Regions from separate parts of the Homo sapiens genome. Here region 1 is linked to region 2. Evidence: chromatin loops called from intact Hi-C (ENCODE). Cell type or tissue: B cell. All regions are shown on one strand. Links, peaks and the distances in the headings refer to the core of each region. The heading gives the core; the rest is flanking DNA. Region 1 has its middle 11 kb from the start of EIF4A2. Region 2 holds the start of LINC02043 (long intergenic non-protein coding RNA 2043).

Region 1 (5,369 bases), core at 258-5,257, 55 kb before region 2:
CTGGTCTCAAACTCCTGACCTCAGGTGATCCACCTGCCTCAGCCTCCAAAAGCGTTGGGATTACAGGTGTGAGCCACTGGGCCTGGCCCATGTTGCCCTTTAATAGCCACAGTTCATCTGTCTCCTGCCCCCATTCTCTCCTTAACCCCTGACAACCACTTGTGTTTTCTGTTTCTATAATTTTGTCTTTTCAAAAATGTTATATCATGCAGGAGGTAACTATTTATTTATTTATTTATTTATTCATTTATTTGAGACAGAGTCTCACTCTATCACCCGGCTGGAGTGCAGTGGTATGATCTCAGCTCACTGCAACCTCCACCTCCTGGGTTCAAGCAATTCTCCTGCCTCAGCCTCCCGAGTAGCTGGGATTACAGTCATGCGCCACCATGCCCAGCTAATTTTTGTATTTTTAGTAGAAATGGGCTTTCCCCATGTTGGCCAGGCTGGTCTCGAACTCTTGACCTCAAGTGATCCACCTGCCTAGGCCTCCCAAAGTGCTGGGATTACAGGCGTGAGCCACCGCGCCTGGCCAAGGGGTAGCTTTTTAGCATTGATTTAAAATTCAGCATAATAATCTGGAGATTCATACAGGTTGTGATATGTAATAATAAATAGACCCTTTCTTTTTATTACCAAGTAGTATTCCACAGTATGAATATATCACAGTTTACCCATTCATCCATTGAAAGACATCTGGATTGTTTTCAGTTTCTGCCTATTATAAATAAAGCTGCTCTGAACATTCATATCAGAGTCTTTGTGTGAACATAAGTCTTCATTTCTCTCAGCTAAATGCCCAAGAGTGAAATTGCTGGATCACATGGTATGGTGGTGGTTACCTGTTTAGCTTTTTAAGAAACTATTGCTGCAACCAGGCGTAGTGGCTCACGCCTGTAATCCCAGCACTTTGGGAGGCCAAGGCGGGCGGATCACCTGAGGTCAGGAGTTTGAGACCAGCCTGGCCAACATGGTGAAACTCGTCTCTAATAAAAATACAAAAATTAGTCAGGCATGGTGGCGGGTTCCTGTAATCCCAGCTTCTCGGGAGGCTGAGGCAGGAGAATCTCTTGAGCCTGGGAGTCAGAGGTTGCAGTGAGCCGAGACCATGAAACTGCACTCCAGCCTGGGTGAAAGAGCGAGACTCCGTATCAAAAAAAAAAAGAAAGAAAAGAAAAGAAACTACTACTGCTTTCCAGGTGGCTACACCTCACTTTACATTTCCATCAGCAGAGGATGAGAGATCCAGTTTCTCTGCATACTTGTCAGAATTTGTTGTTGTCACTTTGTTATTTTAGCCATTCTAATTAGGTGTACAACGATATTTCATTGTGGTTTTTATTTGCATTTCTCAAATGGCTAATAGTGTTAAACATCTTTTTGTATGCTTGTTTGCCATCTGTATATCCTCCTCAGTGAAATGTTTGTTTTCTTTTTTAAATTTTGTTTAATGTTTTAAAAATATGCAACACTTCATGAATTTGCATGTCATCTTTGCGCAGGGCCCGTGCTAATCTCTGTATTGTTCCGATTTTTTTAATACATGTGCTGTGGAAGTGAGCACAGAATGTTTTTCAAATCTTTTGTTCATGCTGTATTAGGACTGTTTTGTTTTTGCTTTTGTTTTTGAGACGGAGTCTTGCTCTGTTGTCCAGGCAGGAGTGCAGTGGCTTGATCTGGGCTCATTGCAACCTCCGTCTCCCGGGTTCAAGAGATTCTCCTGCCTCGGCTTCCCGAGTAGCTGGGATTACAGGAGTCTGCCGCGACGCCCGGCTAATGTTTATATTTTTATTACAGACGGGATGTCACCATGCTGGCCAGGCTGGTCTCGAACTCCCAGCCTCAGGCAATCTGCCCGCCTCGGCCTCCCAAACTGCTGGGATTACAGGCATGAGCCACCGCGCCTGGCCAAAACTGTTGTTTTTTACTGTTGAGTTTTTTGCGAGTTTTTATCTATTCTAGATACCAGTACTTTGCCAGATACGTGGTTTGCACATATTTTCTCCTCTATAGCTTATCTTTTCATCCTTATCTTAACAGGGTCTTTCAAAAGCCGAGGTTTTCCTGTGCGCTCGGAGGAGCCATAGCTGCCAGCTGGGCTGGCGGCGGGTGCCCCCAGCCCTTGTGGGCGGCGGGCAGAGCTGGCCTGGGGGCCGGGTCCCGTGGGGGGTCGCGCAGACAGTGTGTCCGGAGCGCCCCCGGCGGGAGCGCAGGCTGCGGGGCGAGAGGGAAGAGGAGGCGGCGGATAAGGTGATGGCGAGAAGATGGAGGAAGAGCAGACGAAGGAAGAGAAAGGAGATGGAAGAGAGAATGTCACCAGAGGAGACCGAAGGAACAAATTTTGACTTTGCAGGAGAAGCTGTGGGCCAGGCAGAAAGAAAAGGACCAGCTTTTTCTGCAGCTGAAGAAAGTTTCCATGAGGAAGAAAAACGGAGGCGAAAGGAGCAGAGCGACCTGACCTTCTGACATCCGCTGTGAGCCGGCGGAGCCCGATTATTCACGTGGGGACTCGCTTCCTCCTCGGCATGCAGGCAGCGCTGGAGGGCACGATCGCCCGGGCATTGTCATAGCAGCTGACCCAGCCAAGCAGATGTTCAGGCCCCACGTGCTTACGACCCGGAAGTCCGTGGGCTCAGCGGCGGCTTTTGCAGGGACCCCAGAGCAGGCAGCCTGGGCGGTGCCGCTGGGACTGCTCAGCCCCTACCTCAATATGGGCCCACATAGCTAGCCTATGGCCCTAGTCGGCAGCTCAGAGCAGTTCAGTGCTCCCTGGGGTGCATTCATGTCCCAGCCACAACCTTATGTTCTGCTGGGCCACTTTCAGCACACCCAGACAGGGTTCCTCTTCTGGTGCTGCTCTGTCTTTGAAACCGCAGATAGACCATGCTAACCAGCACACAGGTTTCCCTGGTCCATCCTCCCTGACCCCCATGCATGCCCAGGTTCTGCATCCAGGCCCTAGACTCCTTGCCTAATCCCAGCTCCCCGCGAAGATGCAGCCAGCAGGAACGTCTAGGTTTTGCAGCTACCAACCAACCAGGCCCTCAGCAACTCGTCATCCAACACAGCCAGAACCTGTCATGCTGCAAGTGACCATCAGATAGCTTCAATTTCGTCCTGCCCCCACACACACACCATGGGTGTGGGTTCCCCCCGAGTGTCCCAGCCCAAGGCCAATATAATCTACTTGCCATTGGGAGAAGGAGAAGGAAAAGGACAAGATGGAGAAGGAGGAGGAAGGAAGAAGAGAGCAACGGGTTTTAAGGATAAGTCCAATTTATCAATTTTTCCTTTTTATTTTTTCATTTGTCTCAAGCATGCTCATAATTGGTCACCAAAGCATTTTCGTCATGGCTGCTTTACAACCTTGACCAGTATAATAATTCCAACATTCCTATCATCTCAGAGTTGGCATCCATTGTCTTTTTCATTCAGTTTGAGATCTTCATGATTTTTTTTTTTTTTTTTTGAGACGGAGTCTCCCTTTGTCACCCAGGCTGGAGTGCAATGGCACAATCTCTGCTCACTGGAACCTCCACCTCCCGTGTTCAAGCGATTCTCCCACCTCAGCCTCCCGAGTAGCTGGGATTACAGGCACCTGCCATCATGCCCGGCTAATTTTTTTGCTATTTTTGTGGAGATGGGGTTTCACCATGTTGGCTAGGCTGGTCTTGAACTCCTGACCTCAGGTGATCCTCCCACTTTGGTTTCCCAAAGGGCTGGGATTACAGGTGTGAGCCACCGCGCCCGGTCACGATTTTTGGCTTAAGTGATTTTTTTTTTTTTTTTTTTTGAGACGGAGTCTCGCCCTGTCCCTCAGGCTGGAGTGCAGTGGCGCAATCCGGGCTCACTGCAAGCTCCGCCTCCCAGGCTCACGTCATTCTCCTGCCTCAGCCTCCCCAGCAGCTGGGACTACAGGTGCCCGCCGCCATGCACTGGCTAATTTTTTGTATTTTTAGTAGAGACGGGGTTTCACCGTGTTAGCCAGGATGGTCTCGATCTCCTGACCTTGTGATCCGCCCGCCTCGGCCTCCCAAAGTGCTGGGATTACAGGCGTGAGCCACCGCGCCTGGCCGGCTTAAGTGATTTTCTATTGAAATCTGGAAACTTCTGTATTGTTATGTGACTCAAGATCTTTTTTTCCTCTCTGTATTTTTCTTTCTTTCTTTCTTTCTTTTTTTTGTTTTTTTTTGAGACGGAGTCTCGCTCTGTTGCCTAGTCTGGAGTGCAATGGCGCGACCTCAACTCACTGCAACCTCCGCCTCCTGGGTTCAAGTGATTCTCCTGCCTCAGCCTCCTGAGTAGCTGGGATTATAGGCGCGTGACACCACACCCGGATAATTTTTGTATTTTTAGTGGAGATGGGGTTTCACCATGTTGGCCAGGCTGGTCTCAAGCTCCTGACCTCAAGTGATCCACCCGCCTCGGCCTCCCAAAGTGTTGGGATTACAGGCATGAGCCACCGTATCTGGCCTGTTTTTTAAATCAGTAGACTAACAACTACAATTAGGTGGGAAAACAAAACATTCTAATGGATTAACTTCATTCTAACTAGATTATCTGGCTAGGAATATATTTTTATTTTGGTAAAATAGGAATAACATAAAAAGTACCATTTTAACCATTTTTAAGCGTATACTTCAGTAGCATTGTGCATATTCATGATGTGATACAACCATGACGGCTATTCATCTGCAAACCTTTTTCCCCAAATTGGAACTCTGTTCACATTAAACAGTAACTCCTCATTCTCCCCTCCCCCAGGCCCTGATAACCCTCCTACTTTCTGTTTCTATGCTCATATAAGTGGACTCATATACTACGTGTCCTTCTGTGTCTGGTTTATTTCACTTAGCATAATGTCTTCAAAGGTGCATTCGTACTGTAGCATGGATCGGAATTTCATTCCTTTTTAAGGCTGAATAATATTCCATTGATGTATAAAGCACAATTTGATTTTTTGTGTTGTTTGTTTTTTGGAGACAGGGTCTTGTTCTGTTGCCCCCGGGCTGGAGTGCAGTGGCGTGATCATGGCTTACTGCTGCCTTCATCTCCCAGGCTCAAGCAAGCCTCCTGCCTCAGCCTTCCCCGAGTAGCTGGGACCACAAGCACATGCCACCACACCTGGCTAATTACTTGATTTTTTTGTAGAGATGGGGTCTCCCTATATTGCCCAGGCTGGTCTCAAACTTCTGAACTCAACTGATCTTCATGTCTCAGCCTCCCAGAGTGCTGGAATTACAGGCGTGAACCACCACGCCCAGCCACACTTGTTTTATCTACTGATCCGTCAATGGATGCTTGGGTTGCTGTCACCTTTTGGCTATTGTGAATAATGCTGCTATGAACACTGGTGTACAAATAATCTG
Region 2 (5,369 bases), core at 273-5,272:
CACAGCCCCCACTGATCTGCTCTGGGGAGGCCACGGCCCCAGAACGCGGCTTGTGGGGGGCCTGGGGCAGCAGGCCGGGAGACGTCACTTGTCCGCTGCCTGCTCACCCAGATAACTGCAGCTCCCTCCACTGCCGCCTACAGCCCTCCCGCCATGCCTCTGCCCAGAAGGCCCTCCCTCTCCAGTCCTGTCCGCCCCTCAAGGCCTGCCCAAACCTCCCTGAATTCTCGCCTGAGCAGACACTTTCCTAGCACGGCTCCCGCCGCGTGGATTACTCAGCCGAGCCTCAGTCTGGGGCTGCCCTGTGCTGGGAGCTTTATGCAGATGCTCGGCTCCCTACCCTGGCTTGTGAGCCGTGTGGCGCAGAAACCGCATCTCACTCAGAGCGAGGGTAAAGAGCAGCAGGGCTGGAGAAGCCAGCTGCCCTGCCACAGGCCAAGAGGACTTGGCCAAGTGACCATTGCTGTCTGTTTCCCCAACTGTAAAGGGGGCTGAGACCCTTACAGGGTTGTGAGGCTTAAACTTTGACAAACGCCTACCATCCCACCAGGCACAGGGCAGTTGCTGAGTATTTGGCGGTGGCTGCTGTTCCCCACAGTGTCCAACACCTCCCGGGGATGTAACAGGTGCACCACGGGCAAGACTGATGGGTTTATCAGTTCACTGCGGAGAGAGGCAGGGATGGATGCACTTGCTTGTTCCTCTTATTTTCCCTTATGGGGAGCAGTGACACTTGGCAGAGGCTGCCAGGGAGATGGGAAATGGACATTAATTACGGGAAAGAAAAGGAGGCAAGAAGGGGAGGAGGGTGGGAAATAGACAGGGGAGGAAGAAGGGACGGAGGCATGGTTAGAAGACAGGCAAGCAAAAAAGACGACTGTTTTCTTGGACGAACAGGGAGGTAGGGCCATGAAAAGCATGTGGACGCTTCTTCTCAGTGAATTAAGGCATTTCAGCGCTGGAAAGAGCCTGAAAAAATCAGACTCCCTTCACAGCCCAGCGGAGTGCAGGCCCTGGGAGAGCAGGAGTTAGAGATGGGGAGGACCCCGCCTGCAACAGGCACTGCCTGCTACACCCTGCCATGGGCAGAGGGGCTGTCCTCCCACCCCAGAGAGGCCCCATCCTTTCCTTTCTTTCCCCAAGGCTGCTCCAGCAGGGAGTTTAGCTCCATGGACACCTTTGAAGGCTATGAAGGTGCAGAAGACATGGAAAAGGTGAGCAGCGCTCTGAACGTAATTTCTTTCTTTCTTGTTTATTTCATCTTCTTCCTCCTTCCTATTCATCAGCTCCTCCTGCCTACTGTCCCTCGCCTCCATCCCTCTCCCCCTCTTCAGGATTCTCACCCATAAGGACCTGGTTAAGCCAGGGAACCGAGGTCACTAGTCCTCAAAGTGGCTCTGACCCTGCTAGCCCGGCATGTCCCCACGTGGCTGTCTCCTTGGCGGTGCGCTGGTGTCCGGTCATAACTGGGGCTCCCGCTGAGAGCCCCGTGGCCCAGGTGGGAGGGCTGGGGTGGGCCTCAGCCTGCCAGCGGAAGTCACCACATTGCCCGGCCTGGCCACAGCCTCCAGCAATAACTCTGAGGGTGCACCCGTCCCCCCCCCCGCCCCCCCTTCCAGCTCGCGGGGCCTTTTCCAGTTGGATGACAGTCACGAAACCTGTTCCTCCAAATCCGCTTTCCTGGAGAGGAGAGAAAGCACCCAGGGAGAAAAAGAAGAACGCGATGAGGAAGCAACGTGAGTGTGAGCGAGGAAAACTAAGCGCCTCTGTGGGCCACGGCGTCTCTGACTTTCTTCTCGGAATTGCAGGGCGACCGGCAGCACCAAGAAGGAGCGTGCTGGGGCGTCCACGCCGGCTGACTCCTGCGGGGGCGACGGCTGGTTTCCAGGCGAGGGCGCGGCGCCCGAGGACCTCCACCCCGGAGAGCTGCCCTCCCTGCGGTCGCCCCGGCTCCCCGGCTCCAGAGCGCCCGCATTCCCGAGAGAGGCGATGTGGGGGCCCGGGCCCTGCCCAGCTACGCAGAAAGCAGCCGGGGCCGCGGCGGCGGCAGAAAGGGGACGCCCAGGGCCGCCTCCCGGGAGCCCGAGGGGTGCCCTGCGTGCTCGTCTAGCTCCCGCCGCCCGGCGAAGGACCTCGCGGGACGGGGACCCCTAGTGCGCCTGCGCGAGCGCGGCGGGCGGAGGCAGACGCTCGCGGAGGCCACGCCTCCTAAGGCTCGGCCGAGCCTAGGAGGAGCCGGAGCTGGCTCGGGGCTGCTCCCACCCGCCAGCGCCGGCTGCCCAGCCTGGCAGTGGACCGGGTGTGCAAGCCACTTAGCACCTGACAGGTTAATTCAGAGGGGGTGGTTCCAAGGTAACTGCTGAGAGATTTACGTTTGGATTTGTTAGTTTAAAAATTAGTTTTCCAGTTACCCGGGCTGGAGTGCGATGGCGCAATCTCTGCTCACTGCATCCTCCGCCTCACAGGTTCCTGCAATTCTCCTGCCTCAGCCTCCCGAGAAGCTGGGATTACAGGCATGTGGCACCACGCCCGGCTGATTTTTGTATTTTTAGTATAGATGGGGGTTTCACCATCTTGGTCAGGCTGGTATCGAACTCCTGACCTCAGGTAATCCGCCCGCCTCGGCCTCCCAAAGTGCTGGGATTACAGGTGTGAGCCACTGCGGCCTGCCGATTTTCAGAATTTTCGTCAGAGGTTTGCATCTGTTTAGTTTTTTAGTTATCTTCAGACTTGTCATGTTTTCTTTTCATAAGTTGCAAATTAACTTTTCTGTTTTTAATTTTTACTTACTTAGTTTTAAGGTGTATTTACTTTCAGAATTTCTTAGGTTTAACATTGCTGTCAGTCAGGGTCCAATCACTGAAATAGACCCCACACCAATTATTTTAACAGAAAATTTAATATAAGGAATTGTCACACAACTATTGGAGAACTAAAAAGGCAAAAAAAAAAAAAAAAAGGATGATATTGAGATATCATGGAGATTTCAACTGCAAGAAGCAGCTACTACCTCAAGAGCTAAGGGAACAAAAAGAAGTTGGAATGATCAAAACTCAGAAGTCTGAAGATGGCCCCAGGGCTGGGGTTGTTCTTTGCGGAGGAGACACTGCTCAGAGCCTGGGGTCTGGGAGCTGGATGCAGAACTCGGGAGGGGACATGGCCAGCTCGTGCTGGTGTCTCTGAATGGGCATCATCAGGCTGGTTATGGGAGTGCTGGGAAAATGACAAGCTGGAACCAACTGCTGCTACTGACACCACCTGTCATTCTCAGAGTGGAGACCTGTTGCTAGAACGCTGACAGGAACCCAGGAGCACAGGAAGGAGCCCATCGTGACCCTGCACCACAGAGCAGGGGCGGGGGTGGGGGTGGGGGGCAGGGGGATGTAAAAGCTGAGGACCATCCCAGCACACTTGCTTTGGAGTTACGTAGAGCTCCGTTAGGATTCAGTCAGTTTTGGAATGGTTAGGGGTGATTTCATTTTTTCACTACATGTGGGATCTGGCAGAATCTTCAGTCTCCTGGTCTTGTTTCTGGAATGGAGTGGGTCACGAACACCTCACAGGAGTCTCTCCCAGGAGACTTGAGAGGATCACTTTAGAATTTAAGAAAACAAAAATAACATGTCTCACTTTGTTCACAAAGAAGCCCTTTGACAAAGTGGCCAAAAACGGGCAGAGCCTAAGGAACAGACTCTTAGGGAGGGGTCCTTGGAACAGTATCCTGCAGAGCGTTCCTCTTTCAAATTCTTTAGAATTTTACGCTGTTTTGTGGGGCCACCCTGTCCCACTCCCTTTCCTAACAACACAGTGCCTTTCTTGCTTTGAAGTTGTAAACTGTTTTTTTAATTGTTTGCACAATAAAATAAAGTTCCTCCCAATAAGGGACAGACTCTTAGGGAGGGGTCCTTGGGACAGTATCCTGCAGAGCGTTCCTCTTTCAAATTCTTTAGAACTTTACGCTGTTTTGTGGGGCCACCCTCTCCCACTGCCCTTCCTAACAACACAGTGCCTTTCTTGCTTTGAAGTTGTAAACTGTTTTTTTAATTGTTTGCACAATAAAATAAAGTTCCTCCCAATAAGGGACAGACTCTTAGGGAGGGGTCCTTGGAACAGTGTCCTGCAGAGTGTTCCTCTTTCAAATTCTTTAGAACTTTATGCTGTTTTGTGGGGCCACCCTCTCCCACTGCCCTTCCTAACAACACAGTGCCTTTCATGTTTTGAAGTTGTAGACTGTTTGCATAATAAAATAAAGTTCCTCCCAAATCAATAATCTGTAATCTTAGGTTCTTCTACCTGTATTATCCTTCAGCCCACATTTTTCCATTTGACCATCAGAAAGTTTACATATGTATGTACATATGTATGTACGTATGTATGTATGTACACATTCCCTTTATTCAATACCTATTTCCTGAGCACTCTCCTTCCCTGAGGACGGGTCTGGCACCAGGTAGAGACCAGGGAGGTATGAAGATGAGTGAAGCATTCAGTCCAGTGGGGGAGACAGATGTGGAAACAGAATCACAACACGATGTGGCAAATTCTCTGGGAGCACAGAACACCATCACTGACTCTTCCTGATACAGTCAGGAAGGGGTGACACTGGAACTGGGTCTTACAGGCAAGTGTCTTCTCCTGGTGGAGGATGAGAAGGGCACCCTGGCGGAGGGAATAGCATGAGCTCAGGTACAGGGGCACGGAGGAGCTGTGCATGGCAGGTAGGACGAGTTGATGGGGGCTGCAGGGTTGCAGGGTTCAGAAAGGCACTAAGCTTAAGGGCTGACCCTGGTGCTTGACACATCCTGCCTCATTTGTTCCTGCAGCAAGTCTGCAAGATAGTAGGGAGCAACCTCAGGAGTCCCATGTTTCTCCTAACACAGTTGACATTTCTGGATATCTTAAGCGCCTTCCCAACTTTCTCCTTCTCCCACCCTTATTTTCATTTGTCTATTGAAGATGAGTCCCTCCTTCCTTCGCCTTTTCACTCCTGCTTCTTAAACATATGTAGAGATGAAGGAGGGTTGATACCAGCAAGCTGTGAAACACAGGAGACTTCAGCTGAAAAAGGAGGTGGAGAAGAGCAGAGCAGAGGAGACCAGCTTGTGGGAATGGCTGCATAAGTTCTGCAGACCAGCATGGTGAGGAGTGGGCTCCGGGCATCACCAACCATGACTGCCTCCAACTATATTCAGCAACCATTGTAAGGTCATGAGGATGCCTTTCCCAAAGGGGGAACCTGCTGTAGATCCAACCCAGGTTTGTGAATGTAACAGACTGGAATTTTTAAAAGCACACAGAGCCCTTTGCTGCACTAACAGCAATGGACATGTCTACCAGGTCCAAAAAAAAAAATGGTCCTACACAATCTG

What was found. Peaks named below come from ENCODE experiments on the same cell type or tissue, not always from the same donor. Only the 100,000 strongest peaks of a DNase experiment are listed, where the experiment ranks them.
Region 1: it touches region 2 in a loop (7-fold over the local background); 13 of 110 quality-filtered maps call a loop at or near these places.

Annotation. Positions count from the first base shown.
Region 1 is chr3:186,770,384-186,775,752 of GRCh38, forward strand. It overlaps the pseudogene RNU6-1105P and the pseudogene GPS2P2. Among named protein-coding and RNA genes, the nearest start is that of EIF4A2, 11 kb to the right of the region's middle. In B cell, for the core only: no CTCF peak of the experiment used is centred there; a DNase peak (open chromatin) is centred at 2,578; H3K4me3 peaks cover 1,260 bases; H3K27ac peaks cover 1,825 bases.
Region 2 is chr3:186,825,409-186,830,777 of GRCh38, forward strand. It overlaps LINC02043 (long intergenic non-protein coding RNA 2043), which reads right to left and starts at 113. Exons shown (of 4, transcript NR_125409.1): 1 at 1-113. It also overlaps the pseudogene MCF2L2P1. RefSeq lists a silencer at 1,946-2,185. In B cell, for the core only: no CTCF peak of the experiment used is centred there; DNase peaks (open chromatin) are centred at 723, 1,233 and 2,163; H3K4me3 peaks cover 1,653 bases; H3K27ac peaks cover 386 bases; H3K27me3 peaks cover 4,343 bases.